Linked DNA regions of Homo sapiens: region 2 is linked to region 1. A link is an interaction called in ENCODE POLR2A ChIA-PET data of the cell type or tissue named here. Cell type or tissue: GM12878. All regions are shown on one strand. Links, peaks and the distances in the headings refer to the core of each region. The heading gives the core; the rest is flanking DNA.

What was found. ChIA-PET counts read pairs that join two places held together with the same protein. Peaks named below come from ENCODE experiments on the same cell type or tissue, not always from the same donor. Only the 100,000 strongest peaks of a DNase experiment are listed, where the experiment ranks them.
Region 2: POLR2A ChIA-PET joins it to region 1 with 7 read pairs; 1 of 35 experiments calls an interaction of 5 or more read pairs at or near these places.

The regions. Positions count from the first base shown.
Region 1 is chr19:19,479,727-19,482,226 of GRCh38, reverse strand. The region is part of intron 2 of GATAD2A (GATA zinc finger domain containing 2A); the gene reads right to left. Among named protein-coding and RNA genes, the nearest start is that of TSSK6, 35 kb to the left of the region's middle. In GM12878, for the core only: no CTCF peak of the experiment used is centred there; a DNase peak (open chromatin) is centred at 1,253; H3K27ac peaks cover 371 bases.
Region 2 is chr19:19,619,590-19,625,548 of GRCh38, reverse strand. LPAR2 (lysophosphatidic acid receptor 2) reads left to right here. Exons shown (of 3, transcript NM_001395660.1): 3 at 980-1,894. The coding sequence ends at 1,293. Among named protein-coding and RNA genes, the nearest start is that of PBX4, 3.9 kb to the right of the region's middle. RefSeq lists a silencer at 1,555-1,849. In GM12878, for the core only: no CTCF peak of the experiment used is centred there; no DNase peak of the experiment used is centred there.

The DNA.
Region 1 (2,500 bases), core at 1-2,500:
TCACCACGTTGGTCAGGCTGGTCTCAAACTCCTGGGCTCAAGTGATCTGCCCACCTCGGCCTCCCAAAGTGCTGAGATACAGGCATGAGCCACCGCGCTCGGTCATATTTTATTTTTTTTGAGACAGGGTCTCATTCTGTAAACCAGGCTGGAGTGCAATGGTACAATCACAGCTCACTACAGCCTCGACTTCCTGGGCTCAAGCGATCCTCCCACCTCAGCCTCCTGAGTAGCTGGGACTACAGGCACGAGCCACCACACCCAGCGAATTAATTTGTTATTTATTGGTAGATATGGGAACTACTATGTATTGCCCAGGCTTGGTCTTGAACTTCTTGGGATCAGGTGATCCTTCCACCTCAGCCTCCCAAAGTGCTGTAACAGGCGTGAGCCACTGAGCCCCACTATGTCATTTTTGGAATAGTGAACCTTTATTTATGGCTGAAGGATCCTGGACAGCCAGTAGCATCCACAAGCTAAGTCCCTGAGGTGTGAAGGAGGAGGCAGTGTGAGGACACAGATGTGGCCCTCGGACTCTATCAAGAAATGATAACTTACCCAAATCACAAGACAAGTCAGGGGATGGTCAGAAACAAAATATGGCCAGGTGCGATGGTTCATGCCTGCAATCCCAGCGCTTTGGGAGGCTGAGGTGAGAGGATGACCTGAGCTTTGGAGTTCAAGACCAGCCTGGGCAACACAGTGAGACCCTGTCTCTAAAAAAATTAAAAAGCTGGGCATGGTGGCAAGCACCTGTAGTCCCAGCTACTCAAGAGACTGAGGCAGAAGGATCACTTGAGCCCAGGAGCTGGAGGCTACAGTGAGCTATGACTGTACCACTGCATTCCAGTTTGGGAGACAGAGCAAGACCCTGTCTTTTAAAAAAGGAAAGAAACAAACCTCAGAGGTGGTGGACACTCACACTGCAAGTGGGCCAAAGCCTGCTGGAAGGGGTAGGATGGTTGTGGAGCTCAGGAATCCAGGCTCCTGAGGGCCTGGTGTGGGGAGAGTAAAGGACAAAGAGGAGGAGAAACCCTGGCCACTGATCGCAGCACCCCTCCTGATGCTGGTCCCTACACCCATGCTAGGCCCACTTTCCTCCAGGGAGAAAACATGGTGAGAACTCCTCAAGCAGGGTGGAGGAAGGACTCCCTACAGCAAATGAACTGAAGGCATCTCCTGGGAGAGATGCCAGCTTCCTCGCCAATACACAGGGAGAGAGAAGTCACCTGTGTGCATGAAAGCCACAAACATGAAACACACACTGCTTCTGAAACGACCACAAACTTTCTCAATGAATGGAAAGTGCTCGCTGTGCCTGGAAACCTCCTGCCCCTCTTTTAAACATCTGCATCACAAGTGGCTGGATCCCCATCACTTGCACCTGTCCCCCTAGCCAGCTAGGTACACCCACAACCCAATCAGACCTGCTCCAGTTGCTCAGTGCAGAATGGCCACAAGTGACCCACGAGGACCACTGAGGGGGCTGGGTGCACCTCTGCAGGTGTTGGGGCGACTGGCCCATTCACCAAACCTCAATGAGGCCAAGTTTCTTCATCTGCAGAAGGGGACGCCACTCACCTCGGGGGGCAGTCATGAAATGCGATTAAACGTCAACCTCTGAGTAGTGTCTCTGTGGTATCCCATGACAAAGTACGACAGGAAGAAGCCCTCCTGCTGCATACTGCAGTGGAATGGCGCCATGAAGAGAAACGCTCGCGTGAGCATTCATGCAAAGCCTGGTGCTTCATGAAAAACACCCAAGGGTATCTGGTACCAGTGATAAAGTACGAGCTTCCATTAATCAAAAATCAGAATTTTGGAAAACTTATATTTGCTACTTGCTGTGAGCTCAACAACTTCCCAACGGATAGGTGGTGACATTGACAAATCTGATTTTGTGACACTAAATGATGATATGTGTATCTGAAACGTCTCTATAACCCAGTAAACTACTATTTTCCAACATTCAATGGTATTACAAACTCATACGTGAGTAAAATGTCATTCAGGGGAAGAAAAGATAAAACTGTCAGGCAGAAGAATCCCAAATAATTTATGCAGACAATTCACCTTTGAAGAGGTGAGCATGAGTCCCCATTCCTCAAGAGTAGGCTGTGTCGCCAGGCACGGTGGCTCACACCTGGAATCCTAGCACTTTGGGAGCCGAGGCGGGTGGATCACAGGAGGCCAGAAGTTTGAGACCAGCCTAGCCAACTTGGTGAACAACCCCTTCTCTAAAGTGCCTGTAATCCCAGCTACTCACAAGGCTAAGGCAGGAGAATCACTAGAACCTGGGAGGCAGAGGTTGCAGTGAGCCGAGATCATGCCATTGCACTCCAGCCTAGGTAACGCAGTGAGACTCCATCTCAAAAAAAAAAAAAAAAAAAAAAAAGAGTGGGCCACACATAGTAACTTCCTTCCAAAGAGGACAGTATGGAAATGGTGGAGCAGGGGAAGGAGGGAAGGGTAACTTTACAGTAGAAAAACCTGACAAATG
Region 2 (5,959 bases), core at 3,003-5,502, 140 kb before region 1:
CCTCCCAAAGTGCTGGGATTACAAGCATGAGCCACCACGCCCGGCCCATATTTTTAAATTTCAAAATTTATTTTTGTTTTTAAGATACAGGATCTTACTCTTGCCTAGGCTGGATTACAATGGCTCCATCATAGCTCACTGCAGCCTCAACCTTCCGGGCTCAGGTGATCCTCCCGCCTCAGTTTCCTGAGTAGCTGGGACTACAGGCATGTGCCACCATACCTGGCTAATTTTTTATTTTTTGTAGAAACGAGGTCTCACTATATTGCCTAGGCTGGTCTTAAACTCCTGGCCTCAAGTGATTGTCCTGCCTCAGCCTGTCAAATGCTGCAGTGAGGTGTGATCGTGCCGCTTCAGTGAGGTGTGATCGTGCCACTGCACTCCAGCCTAGGTGACAGAAGGAGACCCTGTCTCAAAAAAAAACACACAGGCCAGGCGCAGTGGCTCATGCCTGTAATCCCAACACTTCGGGAGGCTGAGGCGGGCGGATCACGAGGTCAGGAGATCGAGACCATCCTGGCCAACATGGTGAAACCCCATCTCTACTAAAATACAAAAAAAAAAAAATATAGCCGGGCATGGTGGCACACACCTGTAGTCCCAGCTACTTGGGAGGCTGAGGTGGGGGAATTGCTTGAACCTGGGAGGCAGAGGTTGCAGCAAGCCAAGATTGTACCACTGCACTCTAGCCTGGCGACAGAGCGAGACTCCATCTCACACACACACACACACACACACACACACACACACACACACACAAAATGTCCAGTGCCTTGGCCACTGTGTACCAATTAGCATAGATGTCCCATCTTAGCAGGCCTTCCTGTCACACTGCAGAATCAGGGAAACAAGCAGCTCTTGCACTGCAAACTTCACCACTATTGCTCGAGCTCTGGAGACCACTCCAACCCCAAACTGAGAGCTGTAGGTGCCGGGCCTCTGACAGCTTGCCCTGCTCACTTCCGCCTCTGTCCCACAGGGGCGTTCGTGGTCTGCTGGACACCAGGCCAGGTGGTACTGCTCCTGGATGGTTTAGGCTGTGAGTCCTGCAATGTCCTGGCTGTAGAAAAGTACTTCCTACTGTTGGCCGAGGCCAACTCCCTGGTCAATGCTGCTGTGTACTCTTGCCGAGATGCTGAGATGCGCCGCACCTTCCGCCGCCTTCTCTGCTGCGCGTGCCTCCGCCAGTCCACCCGCGAGTCTGTCCACTATACATCCTCTGCCCAGGGAGGTGCCAGCACTCGCATCATGCTTCCCGAGAACGGCCACCCACTGATGGACTCCACCCTTTAGCTACCTTGAACTTCAGCGGTACGCGGCAAGCAACAAATCCACAGCCCCTGATGACTTGTGGGTGCTCCTGGCTCAACCCAACCAACAGGACTGACTGACTGGCAGGACAAGGTCTGGCATGGCACAGCACCACTGCCAGGCCTCCCCAGGCACACCACTCTGCCCAGGGAATGGGGGCTTTGGGTCATCTCCCACTGCCTGGGGGAGTCAGATGGGGTGCAGGAATCTGGCTCTTCAGCCATCTCAGGTTTAGGGGGTTTGTAACAGACATTATTCTGTTTTCACTGCGTATCCTTGGTAAGCCCTGTGGACTGGTTCCTGCTGTGTGATGCTGAGGGTTTTAAGGTGGGGAGAGATAAGGGCTCTCTCGGGCCATGCTACCCGGTATGACTGGGTAATGAGGACAGACTGTGGACACCCCATCTACCTGAGTCTGATTCTTTAGCAGCAGAGACTGAGGGGTGCAGAGTGTGAGCTGGGAAAGGTTTGTGGCTCCTTGCAGCCTCCAGGGACTGGCCTGTCCCCGATAGAATTGAAGCAGTCCACGGGGAGGGGATGATACAAGGAGTAAACCTTTCTTTACACTCTGAGGTCTCCAAAACATTTGTTGTTATCAATTCAGTGTTTCTGTCCCTGTGTCCCGGAATTGTCTACCTTGGCCCAAGTCCAGAAAGGATCTTTCAACATGGTATCTCCTTGGCCCTGTGCTCGCTCTTCTTCAGTCTGGCTGGCTGTTATTCCATCTCTCTCTTTTTTTTTTTTTTTTTTTTTAGACAGAGTCTCACTTTGTAGCCCAGGCTGGAGAGCAGTAGCACAATCTCAGCTCGCTGCAACTTCTACCTCCCAGGTTCCAGATTCTTGTGCCTCAGGAGAAGCTGGGATTACAGGCGCGTGCCACCACGTCCAGCTAATCTCTGTATTTTTATTTTTATTATTTATTTATTTGTTTGTTTATCTTTGAGAGGGAGTCTCGCTCTGTCACCCAGGCTGGAGTGCAGTGGCTTGATCTCAGGTTACTGCAACTTCTGCCTCCTGGGTTCAAGCGATTCTCCTGCCTCAGCTTCCCGAATAGCTGGGTTATAGGCATCTGCCACTACACTCGGCTAATTTTTGTATTATAGTAGAGATGAGGTTTCACCAATGTTGGCCAGGCTCGTCTCAAACTCCTGACCTTGAATGATCCACCCACCTCAGCTTCCCAAAGTACTGGGATTACAGGTGTGAGCTACCGCGTGCCTGACTAATCTTTATATTTTTAGTAGAGATGGGGTCCCACCATGTTAGTCAGGCTGGTCTCGAACTCTTGACCTCAAGCGATCCACCTACCCACCTTGGCCTCCCAAAGTGCTGGGATTATAGGCATGAGCCACCACGCCTGGCCCCTCTCTCTTACTGGGGTCTTGAATCTGTTTCTCTCTGCTTCTGTTCTTTGTTTCCCCCATCTGTTGCTCTGCCTCCATCTCACTGCCTGTCTCCCTGTCTTTCTCTGCAGCTCAGAGTAGTGTCTGGACCCTATGAGCCCCCTCCCTCCCCACTGCCCTTTTGTTTGAGCCCTGATGGTTCAAGGTCACGTGCCCAGCCGTTTCTATCCCATTCCCCACCACCTGTATTCATACTTCCAGCCACAGGTTGTGGGGTTCAGGTAGTGGGATGCAGGATTTGAGCATGACCATTTCTCAAGCTCTTCTGATGTGCCTGGCATACTGGTAAACACTTTAGGTGCTTTTTTTTTTAAATTTTTTATTTTTTTGTGATGGAGTGTCACTCTGTCCTCCAGGCTGGAGTGTAGTGGTGCAATCTCGGCTCGCTGCAACCTCCGCCCCCGGGTTTCAAGCGATTCTCCTGCCTCAGCCTCCCAAGTAGTTGCGATTACAGGCACCTGCCACCGTGCCCGGCTAATTTTTGTATTTTTGTTAGAGATGGGGTTTCACCATCTTGGCCAGGCTTATCTTGAACTCCCGACCTTGTGATCCACCCGCCTCGGCCTCTCAAAGTGCTGGGATTACAGGCATGAGCCACTGTGCTGGGCTTTTTTTTTTTTTTTTTTTTGAGACGGAGTCTTGCTCTGTTTCCCAGGCTGGACTGCAATGACGTGATCTCAGCTCACTGCAACCTCTGCCTCCCAGGTTCAAGTGATTCTCCTGCATCAGCCTCCCGGGTAGCTGGGATTACAGGGATATGCCACCACACCCAGCTAAATTTTTTATTTTTAGTAGAGATGGGGTTTCACCATGTTGGCCAGGCTGGTCTCGAACTCCTGACCTCAGGTGAGCCGCCCGCCTCAGCCTCTCAAAGTGCTGGGACTATAGGCGTGAGCCGCCATGCCTGGCCTTTTTTTTTTTTTTTTTTTTTTGAGACAGAGTCTCACATGATCTCAGCTCACTGCAACCTCCGCCCCCTCCAGGTTCAAGCGATTCTTCTGCCTCAGCCTCCCAAGTAGCTGGGACTACAGGCATGCACCACCATGTCTGGCTAATTTTTTGTATTTTAATAGAGATGGGATTTCACCATATTGGCCAGGCTGGTCTTGAACTCCTGACCTCATGATCCGCCTGCTTTGGCCTCCCAAAGTGCTGGGATCAGTCTTTCTGATTTTTATGTGAGAACACTGATTCAGACAGGTTGTGATCTGGCCCATGGTAAACACAGCTTGGAGATGGCACATACAGGCCCCGAGGGACCAGAGAGGCCCCTAGGAAAGGGACTTCAGATTCCCACGAAGCCCAGGGTTGGTCCCAAGCTCAGCTGGGCTTTCCCTACCTCACCCCACAGCACCCAACCCATGAGTGCCAGATCCATCATGAGCCCCCTCTGAGATGCTCAGGGAGGCCCCCTCCAAGGCACAGTGTGTGCCAGGATGTCATTCTCTGCTCCCACCTCACCAGTGAGGAGGTGGGGTTATGTCCCTACTTTTGAATCCCATGCTGAATAACAGCTAGAATTTGAACCCAGGTCACTCAGAGATGTGAGCCGCCATGCCCAGCCACCTGTGCCAAATTCTTAAACCACTGAAATATGCATTGTCAAAGAACCCAAAACTCCCAGGTCCTTCTATATTAAATGGCCCTGGCCGAGCACTTTGAGTGCCAAGGCTGCCAACTAATTTCTATGCAGTAGAGACCCCTGATGACCTCCAAATGGCAACAGTGGGACGGGTGAGGTGGCTCATACCTGTAATCCCAGCACTTTGGGCGGCCGAGGCAGGCAGATCACCTGAGGTCAGAAGTTTGAAACTAGCCTGGCCAACATGGTGAAACCTCATTTCTACTAAAAATGCAAAAATTAGCCGGGCGTGGTGGTGGGTGCCTGTAAGCTACTCAGGAGGAGGCTAAGGCAGGAGAAGTGCTTGAACCCAGGAGGTGGAGGTTGCAGTGAGCCAAGGTCACGCCACTACACTCCAGCCTGGGCAACAGAGTAAGATTTCTGTCTAAAAAAAAAAAAAAAAAAAAAAGGCAACTCTGTCTCAGGCGCTCTGAGCTGGCTGTTCACATCAGCTCCTCCAGGTTTTAACCTGCACCCCGTGGGTCTCCTTCGAGACCATTTCCTCTTGTCGATCTCCCGTCTCCACCAAGTGGCTTCAAATTTTTGTCTCTGCTGGTCCCTGAAGCTTTCAGTGCCCACCCCTCCAAGTTCTCTGAAGGATACTACTTTGTTGGGGTTGGGGGCAGGTTTTGCTCTCTCACCCAGGCTGGAGTGCAGTGGCACAAACACAGCTCACTGTAGCCTCGACCTCCTGAGCCCAACTTATCCTCCCGCCTCAGCCTCCCAAGTAGCTGGGACCATGACCAGCTAATTTAGCTATTTTTTTAATTTTTATTTTTGTAGAGATGGGGTCTCACTATGTTCCCCAGACTGGTCTTGAACTCCTGGGCTCAAGTAATCTCCCACCTCAGACTCCCAAAGTGTTGGGATCATAGGTGTCAGCCACTGCACCCAGCCTGAAGGCCACTACTGTTCAGGCCTCCTGGGCAGTGCTGTGCTTGTGGGTGACCTTTTGAACAGGCACTGGTCTCCGTGGCTCCCATGCAATCTATTACTTTCTGTCATTGGAGCCAAGTGTCGGTTTCCTTCATCAGAGAGCTTTCCCTATTGTCCAGACACTCGGTCAATGTCTTTCATTTTTCACTCCCTGCCGTCCCCTTTGGAGTCTCCCGACGCTCTCCAATCCAGCCATACCAGATGGTGTTTGAATTTCCTCCCCAGCAGCAATGGAGAGAACGTGGGCCCCACCCTGGAAGGGCTCCCAGCCAGCAGGCTGAGGACCTTTTACTGAGCCCACATCTGGAGACTGTCCTCATAGCAAATAGGCTCCAGGAGGTTCTGTGACTTTGGAGAAGAGATTCATGTCCAGGCCATTACTTTTTTTTTTTTTTTTTTTTTTTGAGACCTGGTCTCCGTCAACCAGGCTGCAGTGCAGTGGTGCAATCATGGCTCACTGCAGCCTCAAATTCCCAGGCCCAAGTGATCCTCCCACTTCAGCCTCTCAAGTCCCAAATAGCTGGGACCACAGGCGTGCACCACCACGGGGTCTCACTATGTTGCCCAAGCTGGTCTCAAACTCCCGTGCTCAAGTGATCCTCCCGCCTCTGCCGCCCAAAGTGCTAGGATTACAGGCATGAGCCACCGCCCAGTTCCTTTTCTTGTGCACTAGGAGCCTTCGATGCTG